Regions from separate parts of the Homo sapiens genome. Here all the other regions are linked to region 1. Evidence: chromatin loops called from intact Hi-C (ENCODE). Cell type or tissue: PC-3. All regions are shown on one strand.

Region 1 (8,000 bases):
TCTTGAGGAGTATCTTTGTGGCATTCTCTGTATTTCCTGAATCTGAATGTTGGCCTGCCTTGCTAGATTGGGGAAGTTCTCCTGGATGATATCCTGCAGAGTGTTTTCCAACCTGGTTGCATTCTCACCGTCACTTTCAGGTACACCAATCAGACGTAGATTTGGTCTTTTCACATAGTCCCGTATTTCTTGGAGGCTTTGTTCGTTTCTTTTTATTCTTTTTTCTCTAAACTTCCCTTCTCGCTTCATTTCATTCATTTCATCTTCCATCACTGATACCCTTTCTTCCAGTTGATTCCATCGGCTCCTGAGGCTTCTGCATTCTTCACGTAGTTCTCGAGCCTTGGCTTTCAGCTGCATCACCTCCTTTAAGCACTTCTCTGTATTGGTTATTCTAGTTATACATTCGTCTAAATTTTTTTCAAAGTTTTTAACTTCTTTGCCTTTGGTTTTAATTTCCTCCTGTAGCTCGGAGTAGTTTGATCGTCTGAAGCCTTCTTCTCTCAACTCGTCAAAGTCATTTTCCATCCAGCTTTGTTCCGTTGCTGGTGAGGAACTGCGTTCCTTTGGAGGAGGAGAGGTGTTCTGCTTTTTAGAGTTTCCAGTTTTTCCATCAGCAGAATGATTTTAAGGACTGAACTAAAATCTAGAGAAAATGATTGAGAAATTTTGAGTAATTAGTCTCCAAAAGTTAAGGATGAGCTTTGGCCTTAGGATATTAAATGACTTGGGATAAGGAGCAGCAGCTCATGCCTATAATCCCAGCACTTTGGGAGGCTGAGATGGGCAGATCACCTGAGATCAGGAGTTCAAGACCAGCCTGGCCAACATGGCAAAACCCTGTCTCTACTGAAAATATAAAAATTAGCTGGATATGATGGTGCATGCTACTCGGGAGGCTGAGGCAGGAGAATTGCTTGAACTTGGGAGATGGAGGTTGTAGTGTGTGGAGATTGGGTCATTGCACTCCAGCCTGAGCAACAGAGCAAGACTCCGTCTCACAGAAAAAAAAAAAGACATGGGACACGTAGTATCCTTTGAAGTACTTATGGCACAACTTGCCTCTTAGAAGTTCTTGAAGATATGGAAGGAGAGCAAAGTGATGTGTGTTGTAGAAAACAGATGCTGCTGATTTGAATGAAGGTTCAACGTGAGAGCTTGGTCCATAAAGCAGACCCATGGACCTAGTCTACCCTACACTAACCTGCCTCCCCCACACGCACAAACTGTGGAGGAGAACGCCCCCACACATTCTGGCTCTGTTTCCCCTTGTACTGTGGGAATTTGAGCCTCCTTATCCTCACAAATGGTTCTGAAAGCCCTCAAAAGAGTATATCACCAGTGTATTATTTTCCAATTTCTGCTGTAACACATTACCACAGTCTTAGTGGCTTAAAACCACACACACTTATCTTATATAGTTCTGGGGGCTGTAAGTCTAAAATGGGTCGGCAGAGCCATGCTGCCTTGGGAAGCTCCACGGGAAAACCCATTTCGTTGCCTTTTCCAGCTTCTGAAGACTTCCTACATTTCTTAGCTTGAGGCCTCTTTCTTTATCTTTAAAGCCAGCAGTGCAGCATCTTTGTATCTCTCTCTGACCACTGCTTCTGTTGTTGTATCTTCTTCTCTGATTCTGACTCTCCTTCCTCCCTTTTCTAAGGACCCTGTGATTGATTGTCTTGGGCCCACCACATAATCCAGGATAATGTCCCCATCTCAACGTCCTTAATCACATCTACAATGTCCCTTTTGCCCTGTAAGGTAATGCACTCACAGCTTCTGGGGTTTAGGACGTGGGCATCTTTGGGGGGTCTTTATTCCACTACCGCAGCCAGTTCTCTGAGAACTAGTTGTTTTTGTCACAGCAGGAGGTCTGTGATTTTTCTTCTTCTGATACTGGGTCATTAAATGCTGGCTTCATTTGCAGCTGGGGCCTCTTCTTCATGAATGGCAGATGCAGCAGCAGTGTCACAGATGCCTCCCAAAGGCACCCTCTCTCTGTGGATGCTGCCAGTCTCCAAGATTGAGGATGGTGATGTCAGCCCTACGGCTGCCCAAGGCCAGTGCTGTTTTTATTGTTTCCACCACCATCAACACAGCCAGCAGCATGAGGGGGGCCAATAATGTCAACAGGTTTCAGCATTTTCTCCATCATCACCCTTGGGACTTGGATGTGAGTCTCCTGGATAAGCTGAGCGATGGTCACCCTGCTTTGTTAATGACCACACCACCCCTTGAACCCTGGCCCATTGGTTTTGAACCAGCTTCTCTCTTTCCCTTTGGGGTCATTCTGTCCCAGGAGGCTCCTCTGTTCCTCCTTACACCACAGCTGTCCTTCCAGGCTCAGATATTTTGGAATCTCAGTGTAAACACAGCTGGGACTCAGGCTGCCACGTAACACATGCTTCTCTTAGGCTACCTTCCCAAGTGTTTACATTCCATGCTGGAAGAACTTGGCTCCTTCAACAAACTCAGAGAAAGAATCAGTACAGTTCCTAATTTTTCACACTTTCTACCTAGTCTAGGATTGAGCATCTGGATCCAATTGGAGGCCACTTGTCCTAATTTAGCACTTCCTATTAATTTGTAAGGAATTACTATTGAAATACATAATTTAGCAACTTCAGATTTTACAAGCTATGGCAAGTGCCATACCAAATAGGATTTGACTGGATTTATTGCTGTTGAAAAGGAAATCTTTGATTTTTCTCCTCCTAGCTACTATTGATTCATTTCATACCAGAGTGTATAAAATTGGACCTATAGAAAACATTTTCTTCCCTCCCTTGATCTGGTTGGAAAAAATGTTTTCATTTCATGAAATAAACAGTGAAAGAATTTTCATGAATATGTATGTAGTTTTAATGAGTTTTGTTTCTCATGATGAAATGTATTAATATTTTATATGTTGCCCTCCCGGGAAATGGAGGAATCTGAGATCCTAGACTAGCTGCAGTTTGTCCAACAGGAATCAATATTCATAATGCTCAGGACAGTGGAACCTAATTCCCAGAACCTCTGGTTGTGGAGGCTGACCTGGGCAGAGGAGGCAGGCTGAGGAGGCATTGTTGCAGTAGGGAATATCCTGCACATACCCAGCTTCTTCACCTGGGTGGCGAGGACACAGGTTGCTGAAGACTCAGGAATGTGTATGCAAGTCTTTAAGGAGTAGGAAATGGGAGGGAGATGAGGGGTGGGCATGGTGGGAGGCTCCTGAGAGATATAAAAACAGGGTTCCAGTAGTTGGACTGTCGTCCTTCCACAGGCCTTTTCATTGATGTGCAAGAGTCATCTTTTGGTACCACTTCCTGGGGACGTTTCCTCCCTCGAGATTGATAACTGAGAATAACCCTAGCCATACTGGAATATAATTCCTGATATCCTGAAAGTGTATTTTCACATTCAGATATACAACTATACCCAGGTGTACCTATTCCCGTTAATTTTGGGCATGGCGCGGTAGCTGAGGCCCATGGATTGAAACAAAGACCGCTTCTGCCATCTGCTGGGCACTCTGAGGAACTCAAAGGATTTTTCCACAGGAAGAGGGGGAGTTTGATGAATTTCGTTTCAAATTTACTTTAGCACTTGAGAATTTAGCCAAGTATTAAACAGATTAATTTTTGCCTTTGTGAAGGCTTGCATGACTTTGATCATTCAGTCGTTTTAATGAACTCAACGTGGTTGTTTCCGATTTGGCCTTGAAAGCCTTGGCATGTCGCCGTGCTCTGAGTGGGAGCCTCGCTGCCTCCAGCTTGGGTTTCTCAGTTTTGGCAGGGCTTTCCTTCCCACTGATGGAAGATTTACAGAGGAAAAAAAAATCATTATGTCTGAAATTCTGCCAGGATACATCAGCGTATTTCCAGGCTGCCATCTACCGTGTAACTCTCTGAAGATTTAATATGAAAATTAAAAAAAAAATTGCAGTGCACCTGCTCCTAAGGAAAACTACCTTGTCGTAGGATCGCATGCTTTTATTAAATTAGAGAATTTTAAATTGTATTTATGAGGATGTACAACTTGGGTTTCTTCCCTTAGGCTTCCTGGTCTCTGTGTTAAGTACAACTTGCCTCCAAGGTCACCCTCCCACCCTCCATAATTAGCCCAGAAATTTAACAGGGGCTTCTGGCAGCAGTTTTACCCAGCAAGCTTAGCGTAGCACTATTTGTGGTCAGATCCTGAGTGATTCAGCAGCTCTACTATCCTTAGAGTCTTGTCTCATCCCACACAAAGCCCTTTTCAGACCCAGTTTGACATTCTGATATTGTACCATGGCCCCGCAGGGTCAGGGAGTATAATGTGGTGATTCAATAGCTGTCTTGGAGCAGAAAAAGGGCATTCAGTGGTGGGTTAAAGGGCAGGCTGGTGACAAGGAGGGAGCAAGACAACATTCTACAGATTCTGCAGCTTTGCTTGGCTAGGAGCGAAACATCTCACCTCGAAAAATGGCTTCAGAGGCACAAAAATTATTTTCTTTGTTACTTAGCTTTTTAGTATCAGGACCTCAGACCTGAGTTGGTAGGGTATGACTAGATAGGAGAAGTTCCTCTCTGTGGGGTCCCTTCCTTGGCATACTGTTTTGTGGTAAATGGACTGAAACAGAATTCATTGAAGTCAACTGAAGTCACTGAGAATGTCTGCTTAAGTTGTTGAACATTACAGTTTTGGTGATATGCTTGGAAGCTAAAATCCATGACGGGCTTCTCCAAATTTTATCCTCTTATTTTCTTTGACTGGTTTCTGTACCTGGTCCAGTTTTAAAAGCTATTTGTGACCATGCTGGATGTCAGAATAAGAGAGCACTCAAGAGAAGTGAGATTATTGGGTTTGGTCCATGGGATATTTCATACCTAGAGTAGCCTTCCATTTCAGAGCTATTTTAAAGCTGGTTCCTCACTTTGTTGAGAGCAGTTGAGAGCAAACTGATGGATGGGGATGTGAGAAATAAGTTCTCCTGGACATGATTTGCAGTCTATACATATTTACCTTTTAGAGAAAAAGGAAATGACAGCCACAATTTGTCCTTCGCTGATTAACATGCCATTTCTCACTGTTTTGATAAGCAACAACAACAATAAATCCCACCTCTTGCCATATTTCTCAGACCTGGGAAACTTGTGTTAAGTCAAACTTTGTTCCAAGTTGACTGTCCCACTCTGAGGGCAACTTGAAGGGGTGACAATGCCTAGATGATCTGAGTTTTACTAATACTAAGCAAATTGTGGTTATTTGCTTCGGGCAGACTGAAAGGAAATTTATCCTTGCAACATTTATGAAGATCTTGTTTGCTAAGCAACTTAGTATTATCAAGGAAGGTGGGATTGTATTGTAGAGAACTGCTTTGCTAGATAGCAGGACATTTAGGATCTGGTTTCATTCTGGCACTCACCAACTGTGTGATCCTGGCTTTTATCTTTTTAGCCTAAGTTTCCTCATCTGGAAAGTGGTTGGCATGATGATTTCTGTAGTCCTTTTAAGTTTTAGAATACCATAATCTACCTTTGCAAGAAGAAGAGTCATTTTTGAGGAATATAGATAACATTCTAATTAATCTCGTATCTTCATTTAAATAGACTTTGAAATATTATGTGAGCAGTTAAAATATAGCCCCTATTCATCTATATGTCTATCTCTCATCTACCTCTTTTTTCATTCTTTTCATTCATCTGCCTACCTGTATATATAATATTGGGTTATCAAGTAGGCAGATTAAGCCTGTACTCAAGCAGTGGTACCAAAAATATTTTGGAAATAATTTGATATATGAAAAAACTTATCAAAATGGTCATTCTGAGAAAAATTACCTTTATTAATTTCTTTATACCGATTTTATGTGTTAACATTGTATATATGGGAAGTAGTAGTCTTGTAACCTTTTAGTTTTTAGGGCTTCTATAGGTATTTATTTATTTATTTATTTAATTAATTTCAATAGTTTTTTTTGGGGAACAGGTGGTGTTTGGTTGCATGGAAAAGTTCTTCAGTGGTGATTCTGAGATTTTGGTACACCTGAGCAGTGTACACTGCACCCTATTTGTAGTCTTTTATCCCTTACCCCCCTCCCACGCTTCACCCTGAGTCCCCAGAATCCATTATTTTATTCTTAGGTGTTTGGGTCCTCATAGCTTAGCTTCCACTTATAAATGAAAACATGTGACTTTTGGTTTTCCATTTCCGAGTTACTTCATTTAGAATAATGGTCTCCAACTCCATCCAGGTTGCTACAAATGCCATTATTTCATTCCTTTTTATGGCTCAGTAGTATTCCATGGTGTGTGTGTGTGTGTGTGTGTGTGTGTGTGTGTATGTATGTATCTCACATTTTCTTTATCCACTTGTTGGTTGCTTTCATGTTTTTGCAATTGAGAATTGTGCTGCTATAAACGTGTGTGCAAGTGTGTTTTTTCATATAATAACTTATTTTCCTCTGGGTAGATACCCAGTAGTGGGACTGCTGGATCAAATTGTAGTTCTACTTTTAGTTCTTTAAGGAATCCCCATACTATTTTCGATAGTGTTTGTACCAGTTTACATACCCACCAGAAGTATAAAAGTGTTGCCTTTTCACCACATCCGTGCCAACATCTGTTAACATTGTTTTGGTCAATCTTTCCCACTTGGAATGGCTGTATTTGCCCAATGCCTGTACCCCTGTTGTATCTAGGAAGTAATTAACATGCTTTTAATTTTACAAGCTTATAGGTGGAAGGGACTTGCCTTTTCTCAGATGAGACTTTTGACTGTGGACTTTTGAGTTAATGCTGAAATGAGTTAAGACTTTAGGGGACTGTTGGGAAGCCATCATTGGTCTTGAAATGTGAGGACATGAGATTTGGGAGGGGCCAGGGGTGAAATGATATGGTTTGGCTGTGTTGCCACCCAAATCTCATCTTGAATTCCCATGTGTTGTGGGAGGACCTGGTGGGAAGTAATTGAATCATGGGGTAGGTCTTTCACATGGGAAAGAGGTTTCCCTGCACAAGTTCTCTTTCCCTGCTGCCATCCATTTAAGACATGACTTGCTCCTCCTTGCCTTCCACCATGATTGTGAGGCCTACCCAGCCATGTGGAACTGTAGTCCATTAAACCTGTTTATTTTGTAAATTGCCCAGTCTCAGGTATGTCTTTATCAGCAGCATGGAAACAGACCAATACATCACCCTAATACCAAAACCAGGAAAGGACATAACAAAAAAAGGAAAACTACAGACCAATATCCCTGATAAAAACAGATGCAAAAATCCTCCACAAGATACTAGCTAACCAAATTCAACAGCATATCAAAAAGATAATACACCGTGATCAAGTGGGTTTCATACCAGGGATGGTTTAACATGTGCAAATCAATAAATGTGATACATCACATAAACAGAATTAAAAACAAAAATTATATGATCATCTCAACAGATGCAGAAAAAGCATTTGGCAAAATCCAGCATCGCTTTGTGATTAAAATCAGCAAAATCGGCATATAAGAAACATACCTTAAGGTAATAAAAGCCATCTAGGACAAACACACGGCCAACATTATACTGAATGGGGAAAAGTTGGAAGCATTCTTCTTGAGAACTGGAATAAGACAAGGATGCCCAGTTTCACCACTGCTATTCAACATTGTACTGGAAGTCCTAGCCAGAGCAATTAGACAAGAGAAACACATAAAGGACATCCAAATAGGTAAAGAGGAAGTGAAACTGTCACTGTTCTTTGATGACATAATTATATACCTAGAAAACCCCAAAGACTCACTCAAAAAGCTCCTAGGTCTGATATATGAATTCAATAAAGTTTCAGCATACAAAATCAATGTACACAAATCAGTAGCACCGCTATACACCAACAACGATCAAGCTGAGAATCAAATCAAGAACTCAACCCCTTTTACAACAGCTGTGAAGAAAAATAAAGTACTTAGGAATATACCTAACCAAAGAGGCAAAAGATGTCTACAAGGAAACCTACAAAACACTGCTGAAAGAAATCATAGATGACACAAACAA
Region 2 (8,000 bases), 85 kb after region 1:
TAAAATTAGTAACACAAACAATTAAAAGTACTTTACTAAATTATGACAAGAAGGTGAACCATTGAGTGCAGGTCTCAGTTTTTCAGTTGTTCCCAAGCTCAACTGTGCATTACCATGGCTGGGGGAGCTTGTTAAAAATACAGATATCTAAACTCAAACTCCCAAGATTCTCACTTAGGTAGGTATGGTGTTAGGATTTTTCTGCTGCCTCCTTTTCATCTCAAGGTTGGAGAGTCCCCAGGCTCAGATGTCCCGTTCTCCAGCTGTGCTTTCTCCCTAGGTGATTTTATCTGGACTCAGAGGTGTAAATACCAGGTATACACTTACACTTACATCTTCAGCCTGCTCCTCTCCCTCACACTCCAGACTAACGCATCAACCCCCGTCCAACAACTAAAACTTAATTTGTCTTCATTCCCTCCCAAATCAGTTTTTCCTGTAGCCTTCCCTAACTCCAAATATACAACTCTGTGCTTCCTGTAGCTGAGGTCAAATTTTTTTCTCTTACACTCCATATAAAATCTGTCAGCAAATCCCCAACTTTCAAAATATAACCCAAATCTTTTTACTCCTCACTATGGCCACTCCTTCTAATATGGTCTAAGTTCTCATAATTTTTCTCCTGAATTATGGCAATAGCCTTCTAGTTGATCTCTTTGCTGGGCCATCCACTACCACCTTTCTGACCTTGTCTCCTATCACCGTCTCCCTTGCTCCTGCCACTCCTGCCATGGTGCTTTCTTGCTCTTCCCGGAGTACCCAGGGCTTTTACAGTAGCTCTTCCTTCTGGCAGGAAGGCTCTCTACTGAGATATTTGCATGCCATGCTCCATCAATTTTTTTAGGTCCTTCCTTACACATGATCCTAGCAGAGGAAGCATCCCTGACCAATCCATATAGAATAATGAGAGCTCTGCAGCCCGACTTTATTTCTCTCTATAGTATGCATCCCTGCCTGAGGGGTTTTACATTTTTGTTTGTTGTCTGGATCCCCCTACCACAATGTAAGCTTCGGGAGAGAAAGACTTTTATGCCAGTACTTAGTAGGCACTCAATAAATATTTGTTCAATGAATGAAAGGAAGAAAACTATATTTTCCAGAAACAGCTTCTTTTCTAAGCATCAGTGCCACATTTATAGTTAGAAGTTTATTGAGGGCAGGTGTCCTATCTAGCTCATGTCTGTGTCTTATGCAGCTGCACTAGGGATTTAATAAACATTCATTGAGTGAATGAATAATTGTAGTGTAGAGGAAATGCCACAGACTTTAGAGAGAAGTGAGCCAGACTTAAGTTTCAGCTTAGCCTTGTATTAATCATGTGACTCAGACCGAGTTACTAAGCCTTCCTGAGCTGTTGCTTCCCCATAAAATAAGTTCTGTCTTTAGATGATTGTTTTAAGGATTAAATGAGATAGTATACAGAAACCTCTTACATATAGGGACTTAACACATTAAGTGGTGGGCACCTGTAATCCCACTTGTAATCCTACTTGGGAGGCTGAGGCAGGAGAATCACTTGAACCCGGGAGGCAGAGGTTGCAGTGAGCCAAGACCGCACCATTGCACTCCTGCCTGGGTGACAGAGTGAAACTGCATCTCAAACAAACAAACAAATAAAAACAACAAAAAACATATTAGGAACTCAGTATATTGATATTGCTGCTGCGGTTCCTTATCCTGACCAATATTAACCACTTATATCCTTTCCTTTTCATTAAACTTACTCCCTGCTTCAGTTTCTTTAAAATCCATGAAAGACACTAACCAAATCCAAGCTTTGGTAACTGAGCTCCTCACTGCTCCAAGTTCCTGGATCTTGGATTTATGAACATCGCAGATTTACCCTAAAGACTCAGGGAAAGAGAATGAATGGCCATACATTTGTACTCTGGAGGATCTTAAAAATTTGTCTCGAATATATGCAGAATCTGACCTTTTATCGCCTCCAACTCCATCTCTCCTCTGGATTATTGCAATTGGTTTCCTTGCTTTTGCACTTGTACCCCTCCATTCCTTTCTCCATCCAACAGACAGAGCAATCCTTTTTAAAAAGCAAGTCAGAGCATGTCAGTCTTCTGCTCTACTGGTTTCCCATCTTACTCAGAGTAAATGCCAGAGTTCTTAAAAAAAGCCCAGAAGGCCCTACGAAATCTCATCTCTCTCACATTTCTGAGCGCATCTCCCACTATTTCTTTCTTACCCTCACTCCACTTCAGCTACCACAAGCCCTTTGCTATTCGTGGAGCACGTTACAAGGCATGTTCCAACCCGAGGGCCTCTGCACTTGCTGTTCCTTCTGGCTAGAATGCTCTTTCCTAAGATATTTGTATGGCTCCCACTCTCACCTACTTTAGAGCTTTCCTCAATAGTTCATCTTTACAAAAAAGCTTTCCTTGACCTCTTAAAAAATGGCAGTGTTCTCATCCTAGGAAAATATATGACCTTTCCTTACATTATTGTTGTTTTTTTCATAACCCCATAGTATCATTGGATAAACTATATATTTTGATTTTTTTTTTTTTGCTGTCATCCTAGACTAGAATACAAACTCCATGAGAGTGGGAATTTTTTCTTTTTTTATTCTCTGCTTTATCTCTAGTGTCTGGCACATAGTAGGTGATCAATAGTCTTTTTTTTTGTTTGTTTGTTTTTTGGGTTTTTTTTTTAGACAGGATCTTGCTCTGTTGCCCAGGCTGGAGTGCAGTGGTGTGATCATAACTCACTGCAACCTCTAACTCCTGGGCTCAAGCAATCCTCCCACCTCAGCTTTCCAAGCACCTGGGACTGCAAGCGCATGTCATCATGCTTGCCTAATTTTAAAAATATTTTTAGTAGACATGAGGTGTTGCTATGTTATCCAGGCTGGTCTCAAACTCCTGTGCTCAAGCAGTCCTCCAGCCTCGGCTGGGATTAGAGGTGTCAGCCATCATGCCCAGCCAATAACTGTTCATTAAGTGAAAGAATGGATGAATGAATGAATGAGGGGAGAGGGATGGATTAGGGGTGGCCTGTGTGTCCATGTGGGAGTGCGAACTGGAAGGAAGGAGAATTTAAATTCTACATGTTAGGGCTTCCTAAGCCATCTCTTCCTCATAAGGAGATAAAAGTTCTGTCTTCATATGATTATTCTAAAAATTAAATGAGATAGCACATAGAAGCCTCTTAATTTAGGGACTCAGGCTATGTATACTCAGTCTTGGTTGCCCCTGTCATCCCGCCCACTGACAGCTGATGCCACAACAAAGCAATGTGCTGGAATGAGTCAGCTTCCAAAATGTTGGAAAACCTCCACGTGTCAGGGTGACCTTGAAAGTGGGAATTCATGCTCCCTTGTTGCATATTCCCCCCAGATGGTTAACAGAAGGGCAGAGACTCTTTCTGGTATCCCCCTGTCCCCTAAGGAATAGGTATGAAGAATAGTGGGTTTCCAAAAACACCTCACTGGTAAATAGAATCGATTTTTCTGTTTCCTATCTTTCTGGATCATACTTTTGCTGGCTTGAATGGGGGAGGTGACTGTGTAAGTTTAAAATGTTCCTTTAAGAATTCATTATATGCCAGAGAGTGAAGAAAGGATTAATTAAGCAAAGTAGAACTTGGAAGGTGATTTAACTGCAGTTAGTCATCATCTTTAACCTTGGCGTTTTCATTATGCTCAGGAACCACACTCCTCTGGATTACTTTGTCATGTGATGGCTCACTCCTCATGCAGCTATTCCTAACCCCAAAGGATAAGAGCAATTGACTCAGATCAGCATCAATGGGTGGCTTCCTTCCTTGGGAGAAGTACCTCGGGGGGTGAAGATGAATCGGATTGCAATCAAAACACAGAAAGGGAGAGATAGGGTGGAGTCGGAGAAGAGTCATTTCCTAATTTAAGTTGACTTTCTCTTACCTTTTTTTGTGGTTCTTGAGGATAGAGTTGAGACTGAGTCTTTTCCAAGACTTCAGGCCCCACTAGATGGCTTCTTCCTCTGCAGGCCTGGCCCCTTGCTGGAAACTCCCTTCCTGGCCTAGCTGTAGGGACACCAACTCTCCTGCTTACCCTCCAGCCCAAAGAGTGGCCATGACTTCTTACAATTGCTCATCTGGGGGAAGTTGCACTATTTGTTAGGATTCTCAGCTTTTTTCCTCTTTTTTTAATAATCTGTGAAACCAGTTCTCTGTACCAAATACACTTTTGTTTCAAAGATACAGAATGGCTTTTGTTTTCTGGACTGTACCCTCACTGGTCTGCTTAGCTAAAGCAACTTCTAAATTTTATAAATTACATATTATAAATTATCACATTGTTTTTGAGACTTTTTTCAATATATGAAGCTGAAAATATTGATGTGAGTCTGTATGGATGTATATACCTATCCAGTCATGGCTTTGTTTAATACTTATATACCACTCTGAATTTTCTGCAGGTGGATATTGGAACATGGAACATTGATTTTCCACTCATAGACCAAAAGCTCCTAGAGAATGTCTGAATAGTTTTTGACTTGATCTCCCTTTGTGTCATCAAATCTTTGCTACCAACTAGGGGTATGATTTTGGAATTTTATGTAACTTCTCTGTGCCTCAATTTATTATGCATCTGTAAAAGAAGAAATGTGTAATGGGTCATTTAAAAACTTAGCCTCAAAACTCCTTTTGTTTTTTTTTAAAAAAATCTGACCTGAGCCTCCACATGTAAAGTGGGACCTTCTAAGCTTGCCTCCCTGACCTCCAGATGACCTTCCTTGGTCTCCTACATTGACCTGAGTCACCACTGCCTAAACCTGGAGCACAAAGTGACTGGGTGCAGAGTGCTCACATTCTGCTCTGAAAGCTTTTGATTTTCAACTTCTTGAAGGAATCCAGCAATAATGACTGTTTTGCCAGAATTGTATTTCTCAGTTTTTTAACTAAGATGTAAACAAGCCCAACATTTTTAAACCTGTTTTTAGTTCTCTTAACTGGCTGTAGTGTGAAGGAGGGAAACCTCTGTTTCCTTGGAATACATAAGGTGTCATTAGAAAAAGTGCCAACAGGTAAGTATCTTACCATAAGTAAAAAAATTGGGCCTGCACTCATAAAAGGATGTTCACATTTCCGGCCGGGCGCGGTGGCTCATGCCTGTAATTCCAGCACTTTGAGAGGCCGAGGTGGGCGGCTCATGAGGTCAGGAGATCAAGACCATCCTGGCTAACATGGTGAAACCCCGTCTCTACTAAAAATATAAAAATTAGCCAGGCGTGGTGGTGCTTGTCTGTAGTCCCAGCTACTGAGGCAGGAGAATGGCTGAACCCAGGAGGTGGAGCTTGCAGTGAGCCAAGATAGTGCCACTGCACTCCAGCCTGGGCGATGGAGAAAGACTCTGTGTCAAAAAAAAAAAAAAACCAGGATGTTCACATTTCCTAAATGTAGTATCCTATGGATATAGCCATGGCTTGCCCTAGTGCCTGACCACAAGTCTGCTCCTCCTGCTCAGAGAACTTATTAGCCTCAACTCTGCTCTGCCTTAGATGCTGGAGCAATCCTGTCCTTGTTGGGATTTCCAGGGGCCCTAGCAAGATGCTCATAACTTAGCTTCAATATTGCTGGGGCTCTGACTTTGACTTTTCTCTCAGTTCAGTTGCATCCCTGACTCCAGGCTTCCCCTTAGCCTCGATAATGAAATAAAATTCACCTTGTTTCCGTGTGCCTGATTCCCATTCCTGATCACCTGTTGAGAATCCTAGTCCCACCAGGCCTGCCTTACCAATTTCTCCCCAGGATTGGGCACTACACTATTTCCTGTTCAAAGCCTTCTGTGATGATAATTACCTTTTTTTTTTTTTTTTTTTTTTTTTGAGACAGAGTCTCATTCTGTTGCCCAGGCTGGAGTGCAGTGGCATGATCTCAGCTCACTGCAACCTCCACCTCCTGGGTTCAAGCGATTCTCATGACCTCCTTTTTTTTTTTTTTTTTTTTTTTTTTTTTTAACAAATTGAAGGTTTATGGCACTTCTGTGTCAAGCAAGCATATCACCATCATTTTTCCAACAGTCTGTGCTCAATTCCTGTCTCTGTGCCACATTTAGTAATTCTTGCAAAATTTCAAACTTTTTCATTATTTTTACATCTATTATGGTGATGTGTGATATCGGGGAACCTGCCCCCAATATTTCACCATAGGTTCTTTCTATTTTCCCTAAGTGTCAGCCAGCTGAGTAATAAAGAGAAAGAGTACAAAGAGAGGAATTTTACAGTTGGGCCACCAGGGATGATATCACATATCGGGAGGACTGTGATGCCCACCTGAGCCGCAAAACCAGCATGTTTTTATTAAGGACTTTAAAAGGGGAGGGGGTGTATGAACAAGGAGTAGGTCACAAAGATCACATGCATCAAAGAGCAAAAAGGAGAACGAAGATCACATGCCAATAAAGATCACAAGGCAAAGGGCAAAGCAAAGATCACAAGGCAAAGGGCGAAATCAAAAACTCCTGATAAGGGTCTATGTTCAGCTATGCACGTATTGTCTTGATAAACATCTTAAACAACAGAAAACAGGGTTCAAGAGCAGAGAACTAGTCTGACCTCAAATTTACCAGGGTGGGGTTTCTTCCCCACCCTAATAAGCCTGAGGGTAGGCTTCCTCTCATTCCCCAAATTTTTCTTCAGTAACAATGATGGGATCTAAGTCCTGAACCACTTGGTTCCTATGGTTCTACTCCAGTTAAACCTTCCATGCCTAATCTGTGTCAGGGACTAGTATTTTACATAACACCATTTGCTTATTAGAAAATACAAAGTACAAATTCCTTTCCAGTTCCAAACTATCCAGTCTGTCTCTCACACCTGCCATTCTTCCGTTAAACATATGATGACAGAGTGCTATTAGAGGTTAATAAATAAATAGCACTTGGGAGCTTGCAATATAGTGGGGAAGAGATTCTAAATGGATAGACAATTGTAATACATTCTGATAATGATGTAAGTTGCTCTCGGAATACAGAATAAGAAGTCCAGACTCTGAGGGCTTCCGATAGTGGTGAGGGAAGGAGTAGTTCCAGGGAAAATCTAAGCAGGGGATTACACACATTAGAGGAAGGTCAAGTCAGTGGGTGTGGCTGTAGCACCAAAGTTAAGCTGAAAAGGTAGAAGATGATGGCCTTTTATGCCAGGTCAAGGAGTTGGATTCTGTTGTTCAGCAACTGGAGCTATGGGAGGGTTTGAAGTACAAACATACCTTGTCTTACTGCACTTTACTTTTTTCTTTGCAAATTTTGAGATAAACATCTTAAACAACAGAAAACAGGGTTCGAGAGCAGAGAACTAGTCTGACCTCAAATTTACCAGGTTGGGGTTTCTTCCCCACCCTGATAAGCCTGAGGATACTGCAGGAGAGCAGGGCGTATTTCAGTCCTTATCTCAACTGCATAAGACAGACACTCCCAGAGCGGCCATTTGTAGACCTCCCCCCAGGAATGCATTCCTTTCCCAGGGTCTTAATTATTAATATTCCTTGCTAGGAAAAGAATTCAGCGATATCTTCCCTACTTGCACATCTGTTTATAGGCTCTCTGCAAGAAGAAAAATATGGCTCTATTCTGCCCGACCCCACAGGCAGTCAGACCTTATGATTGTCTTCCCTCGTTCCCTGAAAATCATTGTTATTCTGTTCTTTTTCAAGGTGCACTGATTTCATACTGTTCAAACACACGTTTTACAATCAATTTGTACAGTTTAACACAATAGTGGTCCTGCTTACAAAGATAACAGGATTAAGAGATTAAAGATAGGCATAATAAATTATAAAAGTATTAATTTTGGGAACTGATAAATGTCCATATTAAAATGAAATCTTCACAATTTATGTTCAGAGAGTGAAGTAAAGACAGGCGTAAAAAATTATAAAAGTATTAATTTTGGGAACTGATATATGTCCATATTAAAATGAAGTCATCACAATTTATGTTCCTCTGCTGGGGCTCCAGCCAGTCCCTCCGTTTGGGGTCCCTGACTTCCCGCAACAGTGTGATTGAT
Region 3 (8,000 bases), 230 kb after region 1:
TTCAGAATAAGGTATTTATCAAGTGTGTCTGTGGATGGTGTTTCAAATATGATTTAAATTGGCCAGGTGCAGTGGCTCACACCTGTAATCCCAGCACTTTGGGAGGCTGAGGCAGGCAGGTCACTTGACCCCAGGAGTTTGAGACCAGCCTTGCCAACATGGAGAAACCCCATCTCTACAAAAATACAAAAATTAGCTGTGTGTGGTGGCATGCTCCTGTAGTCCTGGCTACTCCGGGGGCTGAGGCAGGAGGATCCCTTGAATCCAGTAGGTGGAGGTTGGAGTGAGCCAAGACCATACCACTGTACTCCAGCCTGGGCGACAGAGTGAGACTCTGTCTCAAAAGAAAAAAAGGGTTAAGTTAAAAAAAACCTAGCATAAAAGGAGTAGTCCAAGATTATCTTCGCTTGGCCCATTGTACAGCTTACAAAATATGTCATATTAAAAATAAATACAACTTAGAGTTTTAATCAAGTCTGAATTTTGGTGGTAATTATTTTTGAAATCTCATCACACTTTTTTTATAAGACATTTTCATTTAAGAACAGTTTGGAGTTATCCCAGAAACTTGAATTATCCTTTAAAAGAGTATTACGTGAAATGTATTTTTATTAGTGGAGAAGAATAGAACTCTTTCACACGCGTTGGGTTAGTTTCATTTCCAAACTACAGACCCTTACCTTGTGGAGTCAAAGCAGAGATGGTAGGTACTTAATTGTACTCTTTGAATAGTGCGCACTGTACCAAATTATTTTATTGCTGGGTCCATTCTAATTTATTGAGACCACTGTAACATGATCTTGTTGGGTCATACATAAACTGTTCACTTCTCTCTATACTGATTTTACCAAATCTGCTATATACATCTAGCAATCCAGTCAATTTTGCAAACTATTTTATCAGGATTGACTTTCCATCTATCTTCTTGGGGACCAAGAAAGAAACTCAATAAATCTTTACCAGATGAAATCAACCCTTAAATGGGTGAACTATTTCCATTGTCCAGTTGTCCCAGTAAGTTTAAAGCAGAGAGTGTTTTTGACAGCTTTGTTAATTTAGCTCTTTTTTTTCTTGCTGGCAATTCAAGTATAATTGAATTCTAGTGTTGAGCTTTAAATATGTACTTGAGACTTGAAAAGGAAGCTTGATGAGGCGTGTGCTGCAGCATAACCTCTCAATTATTCACACATTTATGGGACTGTAATCACCAAGGCCTCTCATTGTAAACATTATGAACACTTTTATAACCAGACATTGATATGAGCTAATAGGCAGTGAATTACAACTCAAATGATGAAATTACAAACAGTAATCAGATGGTCAGGGTCATCAATCCTAATTAACACCATCATTTTTCAGTTCTAAAATCTCTGATTCTGTATCAAGTCACTTTTTAGTGTTACCTGAGTAATTTCCAAAACTTCAACTGGTAAAGGCTGACATGTTTGAGAATGATTCTAGAGCCTCAGAACTACTCACTGCCTACAATGAGGACAAGAAGTACTGCCATTTTTGTGTCTTGCTTTTAGATTGAAATAACTTATAAGTTATCTGTCTGTCATTTAGCATGATATAATAGCTGTGTTTAGTAAAGCATCCCAGATTGGCTTCTGCTAGTATAATACTTAACAGGATTGGAAGAAAATCCTGCATAAATGTGATTAGTGACCCTTACCTCCCTTTGTCCTTTTCTCCATTCCTGCCTACTATCAATAATTAATTGAGTCATTCAAAAAATATTGATTGCATCATAACCTTGTGTCAAACACTGTACTAGGCCCTGGGGAAATAATCCAGGCATGCTATCTCACCACCATTGTAAAGCTTTAGAATTGTAGTTCCAATGCTATCAAGGAAGATTTCAGACGTTATTGAATGAATTTATACTGAACACAATCTTTAAAGTCATGAAAAAAACAGCCACAATGGATTGACATATATTCTGTTAGAGTCAGTTGGGTAACCCACTTTCTTCTTGTTCTATGGTGGTTTGGGAGCAGAATTGGGAACAACAAGATTTCTGGTCATTTTTGTTCCTTTGTTTGAGATGTGTGGGGAGATGGGTGAGAAGATAATAGGGACTAGGAATTGCTTAAAACAACATTTTGAAAGAAAACTATGAACGGACTTGCTGTGCAGTTTCCCTATTTGCTCAAAGCTCTTCAGATAAGCAGTCACAAAAGTATCTATTTTCAGATTAAATGAACAAGAGAGATGTGCATGTAAGTTCTGCTATGGGTTGAAAATTGTGCATAGTTTATTATACATCTAGTTAATGTATGCATAATCATGGGTAACAAATGATCAGCAAGAACACAGCTGGGTTTAAACTTTCTTTTCTAAATCCCTTCTCACTAAGGGTTGTTGAAAACCCCAGAGTAGCTAATAAAATACATTAAAACTGATACTGAAAATGGTGACAGATACTAACAGCAGCATCTTCTTGAAATTAAATTTCTTCTTTTAGGTCCTTTAGCGGCTATTGCTTCTCTTCTGAGTGAACTTATTCTTTCATGAACTATTCTGGCATTGTCATTTCCACATATCAGGGCCCTGAGAGCATTTGCTCCAAGTTTATTTGAGGTGTGGTTTTGTTGTCATTGTTGCTGTTTAGTTTTAACCAATTTTATTTCCAACAATACCTTGCTTTATCTATTCAGTCTGAAAAATGCTTCCTGTAGCTACTTATTAGCAGGGAGCGACTTCTCTCTTTTTTTTCTGTGCACTCTCATAGTGTGAGATTTTTTTCTTGTAATAAAAAATATATAGAGAAGAGAAGACTTTTCCCTCTGAATTGTTTCCAGATTGAAGTGAAAATGGAGTCTCCCATTGTTGGAAGCACAGCTGCTGCCACATGTTCTGTGTCTGCTCCTGTGTCCTCACTGATGGGAGGGGCTTACTGGTATCATGTTTAGCCATTTTCATGCCGTGTTGTGAGCTGGCTTGGTTCTCTCCCCTCACGGCCCCTACAAAATCAGTCACTCCATGGCCTGGTGAGACCTGGGTGGATTGATGGGACACGTGTGATTCGAGGATAGCCTAGGCTTGCTGATGGCCACCAGCAGTGGCGTCTGGGTGGGAAAGATGAGACACACACACTCTCTCTCTCTGTCTCTTAGCTCTCCTGTTGAAATTTAGAATTGGGGAAATTCAGAGACTGGGCAGGTTAGCTTTGGAAACTGATTTGAAAGGCCACAAAGTAGACTTGGAACTAGGACAGCAATGACAGGCTGAAATTATGAGGATGAAGATCAAGAGAATAGGGAGAACAAAGCAGTGATGCACTGAGAAGGTGTGAGTAGTGCTCCATGCAGTTCGTGAGAAAAAGGAAGAAAGACAGACAGACACACACACACGCATACAAGTTTATACACAGACTCACACAAAAGCCACCTCAGTTCCTGACTGCTTTCGCTTCCAATTTCGGTTTACCCATGTCTCTTATCTTGGGGCACCTTGAATGAACTGCCTCTGCCCCTTATGGCCAAATGAGCCTTGACAACATCAGTGAAGCCTGATGAACTTATGTTGAATATTGTGACACTATGGATAATAGTATTACAGAAACCAAGATAAGTTAACTGGAGGATATCCAATGTAATTGTTACCCTCCCACTACCATTTCCCAATCATAAAAATGTCTTGTGAATGCCTTGACTACATGTCTGTAGTTGAAAAACTGAATGTCTGTAGTTGAAAAACCACTGGAAATTGTTTTCTTCCTTGTTACCAATGTCCATAAAAAAATCAGATGCCACTAATATCAGAACTCAGAAGTCCTTATTATATAGTCCTTTATTATTAATTCATTTTAATGAATACGGAACTAAAAAGTTGTTATGTGTGATATAAAAATAAGCTATAATGAAGTTTTGTGCTGAATATATGATCTGGAAACCACTAGACATTTGTGTTTCATTCGCATAGCGTGCTGGTTGCCATTAAATTACTCTTGGTAGGGAATGCCATGTTCTGATGGCAGCTGAATGTAGAACTCTATCTTCTTTATGGTAAAGGGGAAGAAGTGTGTTTGAGAGCATTTACATGTATATCTTACTCTTCATTTGTGTGGTTGCTTCTCTTGGTAGAATATGGTTTGGCAAGGGGCTATCATAAAACTTTTATTTTGGCAAGTGTAAGATATCACTCATAAGTAAGGCAGATCTTCCCAAACAAGTTGCTATATAAAATTTAAAGCATCAGTGTTCATTCACATATTTCTCCTATGCAGTATGTTTATCCTCTTTTGTTAGCTTTCCATGCTTTTGTCATCATTTTTCTTTCCTTCTTCTGTCTTCTCTTCAGCTGTTCTAGAAGTAGTGGATGACTTAGATCAGGGTGCAACATAATGTCATCTGTAAATATATGAAGGTAAATATCTCCTGGGGATACACTTCATGTGGTCCAGTGGATAACAGACATTCATGTGTGTTATTAATATCCATGTATTTGGCCATCTTTAGTCTATAGTCTCTACTCAGCCCCTCTAACACACACACACACACACGCACCAACCTAGTTTTAATTGAGCTAGAAACTGCATTGTTTGTTCAGGCAATGAAAAGGAAAAAGTTCTTAGGGTAGGGTAATTCTAATGGTAAATTTTTTTCCTTTAGAATTTTTAACTGCACTAGGCACACTGAATTCAGTGCTAGAGGCAGCCATTGTACTGTGAGGAGATATTATTTGTCTCATTAGCACTATGGGAATGCCATGAAAGGGTCCATGACCCAGAACCCATCTTGCTTTAATAATGGCTTCACACTCATAAAAGATTTTTAATGGCTACATGAGACATATATAAATATTAAATGCCATTCCTCTTTGTTGATTCACAAGCCCCAATGAATAGGACTCCTTCGTGGCTTCCAAAGTTGAAGAAATGTGCCTGGCTTCTCACGCCAATGAGTGAAGCAAACAAACCCACAAACGGAAACACCTCAACTGTGCCCTGCTAACCCATTTGTAAACCTGAGAACACTGCGAGTCTTTAGCTCTTGTTGGCTGCCTTGCGTTCTCTGACTCGGAAACAAAATTTCTGTCTGTTGTATACCTGTTCCAAATCCTGCTCTAGGAGAATTAGGAAAACATGGTCACATATGTGTAACGAGACATTTTTCCCAAATGTAACTTTATGGTTTTCATCAAAACTTAGTTCATTTGCTTTGGTCCCCCGGCCACAGCATTGCAACTCCAGAGATGGACTATACCCCTATGCAAAAGAGCATTTTGTGCGTATATTTAAATTTGGATAGACCAGCGCTCACAGTTCATCTGTATACTTAGATTTCGGTAAGAACTCAGGATCCTGGTGATGCCATTGCTCTTTTCCCAAGGCCTTGTGCTGGAGTGTAACATTACATGAAAATCGGTGCTGTTTGTTTAATCAGAGTCCCCCCAAGGTTAGCACCTGCCATCCTACTGCCTAATTGTATGATGATCCTGTGTGGATGACAAGACCCCAAAGAACTGTATTTGCCATATTTTTCTTGCCTTCCGATGTGGATGTCAGGTCTATACCATTTAAAGATGCCTTTATTTACGAAAGGGAAATTGAGTTACAGACTTCCTGTTGTGAGTAGAGCTGCCTGGGGAAAATGATGGTAGAAAGGTGTTCTCAAGGAGAGAGCCAGAATATGTGAGCCCAGAAGCACTTGGGGTTTGGCAAACTTTATATTCTTTTTTTTAATATTTGGGGTTCAGCAGAGCCAAAAATGTATTTTGCTCAAAGTACCATTTTCCTTTCATTTTCCAAAACCGTGTATATTCTAGGGAAATTTAATCCGTGTATTTTGGAATCATTTAACTCTCATTCATCAAAATATTGCATGGTAAACACTAGATCTGGGTTCAAGAAATCTCTTGAGCTCTTTGATAAGCAATTTTTTTTCTTTGAACCTGGAAGTAAAAATTCTCTTTGAATGAACCCAGAGAAGTACAGAGCATACTTCTCAGATTATCTCCCAGACAGAGTGGGGAGCTTTCCATGTGTCTACTATAAAGCAATGATGGGAACAAGGCTTTCTGGGGGCAAGGCCTTCAGAAACAGACCTTGGACATATATGGGCTTTTCCATTGAGGACTTCTAGCACCCCATTTAGCTCAGTCAGACTTAGATCTTTTCTGTTGCAACAACAGCCCCAAGTTAGTTCCAGCCCGTGTCTTCTGAAGTGCTTCTGAACCCTACAATCTTGTCTTTATTTAAAATTATATTTTGCTCAACCTGGGGTTTTATACATTAAATTTTCCTTTGAAGTACGGTATTGAAATATTATTTGATTACTGAGTTTTTTGGTGCCCTCTTAAGTTTTGTGCCTGAAGTCCATGCCTCATTGGCTTTGCACCTGGGCAGCCCCCTCTTCTTCCTGCTGTGGCTCACTCCATCTGAGGCATACCAGTGTGCAGAATGGGAGGAGCATGGCAGTTGAGAAACTCTGCTCAAGCCTACTTCTGAGTTTGGTTCAACCAGGCTTTCTCTGCTTGGGGACCAGATGGCCTGTACCCAGTGTGTCTACTCACGTGCCCCTTCTCCCATATGTCTCAGTTAGTGCTGAGGCCATGGAGTTTGCAATTTTTCTTTGGTCAGGAGGTTGTCTGTACAGTGCAGAATAAGAATAGAATAAAGGCACCTGTTTCTGGGGCATAGCCTTTTCCCATCGAAATGATTACTTTAATCTCATACAGATTGGAAACAAGGAACATTTCATCCACTCTATTATTCATCCCAATGAACCAAAGGAATGGGAAAAAAATTGTTCTAGGTCACACAGAGTCTTGTCAAGATTGGCTTTAAATTCGAGGACTTTCTAGTCACAGTTGATGGCTTAATTGTAAAAGACACTGCCAGCAATGACTGAAGAGTGCCAGATCCTAGGTTCTGTGTCTTCTTAGGTGCACTGTGTCATTTAATCCTTACAACAATCTGAGGTCAGAACTATTATTATCCCTATTTTACAGATTAGAAAACTGGAGTTTACAGAATTTAAATAACTTCCCCAACATTACCCACCTAGGTAATAGTGGAATCCAGAACTTTCTCACTCAAAGCTCTGGTTCTTATTCATTGTTCTGCCCACCTCCTGTCATGTAATCCAAACATTGGGAAAAAAGGCAGTTTCCCCTCTTTTGTGGGGAATGCTGGTCACAGTGTTTTCCATATTAAGACACTGAATAAATTCTATAATTCTTTCATTAAAGTTTTGATTTCTACGGTTTTTTCCCCAGATTTTAAAGAAAAAATCCTCAGTGTCTAAATTAAAGCAAAGCCAAGTTCTTTTCCTTTCCCATGTCCCAGCTTTCACAATGCTTTTCTTCTAGAGTTCAGAAGCCAAGGGTCATCTAAGCAGCTGCCCCTATCTGGTTTCTGCAAGTCTAGATGGAATAAGACAGATAGCAATTTATTGTACATTTTTTGGGATGGGTGGAGAGATAGGAAGCTCTAAAGAATTCACATTCATCTGGCAACAACAAGAATGCTTGTCTGCTATCCTTAAGATCCAGGGTTTAGACCTACAAAGCATTCTTTGATAGCTCCTGCTCTGAATGCAGTGTGGACCCTGCGAGGAATTCCTAGCAGCTCTGCTCTGGTCATTTCCTTCTGGGAAGGCTTTTCACCTGGCCTCCAAAGCTCCACTGAGACCTGTCCCTAGATTATCTCTCCAATTAAGGCCCAAGTTAATAGACTTCCCTTATTTCTTAGACATCTGGTTTAGAGCTTGGTGCCTTGGGAATCGCCAAGTTCTGCCCTCATGTGGACATCCCAACCTTGTGAAATTCAAATGTGGAGGAGTTCTTTCACTAACAAGGCAGCTTAATGGGCCTGGGATTAAAAGCACAGCGGCCTGTGTCCAGGACTAGTTATATAAGAGAACCTCCAAGAGAGGACATGTTTTCTCCAAATAAATAAGGCAAAGAGGCTACACTCACTAGTGCCACAGCTGGGGAGCAACTGTGAGCAATGAATTTCTCATGCTAACAAATCCAAGCTCTTTGGAAAACAG

Evidence for each region. Peaks named below come from ENCODE experiments on the same cell type or tissue, not always from the same donor. Only the 100,000 strongest peaks of a DNase experiment are listed, where the experiment ranks them.
Region 2: it touches region 1 in a loop (5-fold over the local background); 2 of 110 quality-filtered maps call a loop at or near these places.
Region 3: a loop joins it to region 1, with 6 times the contacts of the local background. A loop is called at or near these places in 7 of 110 quality-filtered maps.

The regions. Positions count from the first base shown.
Region 1 is chr14:53,302,881-53,310,880 of GRCh38, forward strand. No RefSeq gene overlaps it. Among named protein-coding and RNA genes, the nearest start is that of DDHD1-DT, 150 kb to the left of the region's middle. RefSeq lists an enhancer at 3,371-3,665. In PC-3, CTCF peaks have their summits at 3,513 (motif pointing left) and 3,720; a DNase peak (open chromatin) is centred at 3,511; H3K4me3 peaks cover 1,086 bases.
Region 2 is chr14:53,388,113-53,396,112 of GRCh38, forward strand. All of the region lies in intron 2 of LOC105370504 (a long non-coding RNA gene), which reads left to right. Among named protein-coding and RNA genes, the nearest start is that of DDHD1-DT, 240 kb to the left of the region's middle. RefSeq lists an enhancer at 3,389-4,588. In PC-3, no CTCF peak of the experiment used is centred here; DNase peaks (open chromatin) are centred at 3,249 and 3,759; H3K27ac peaks cover 1,202 bases.
Region 3 is chr14:53,530,167-53,538,166 of GRCh38, forward strand. All of the region lies in intron 2 of LOC105370504 (a long non-coding RNA gene), which reads left to right. Among named protein-coding and RNA genes, the nearest start is that of LINC02331, 320 kb to the right of the region's middle. In PC-3, a CTCF peak has its summit at 7,767 (motif pointing left); a DNase peak (open chromatin) is centred at 4,895; H3K27ac peaks cover 3,078 bases.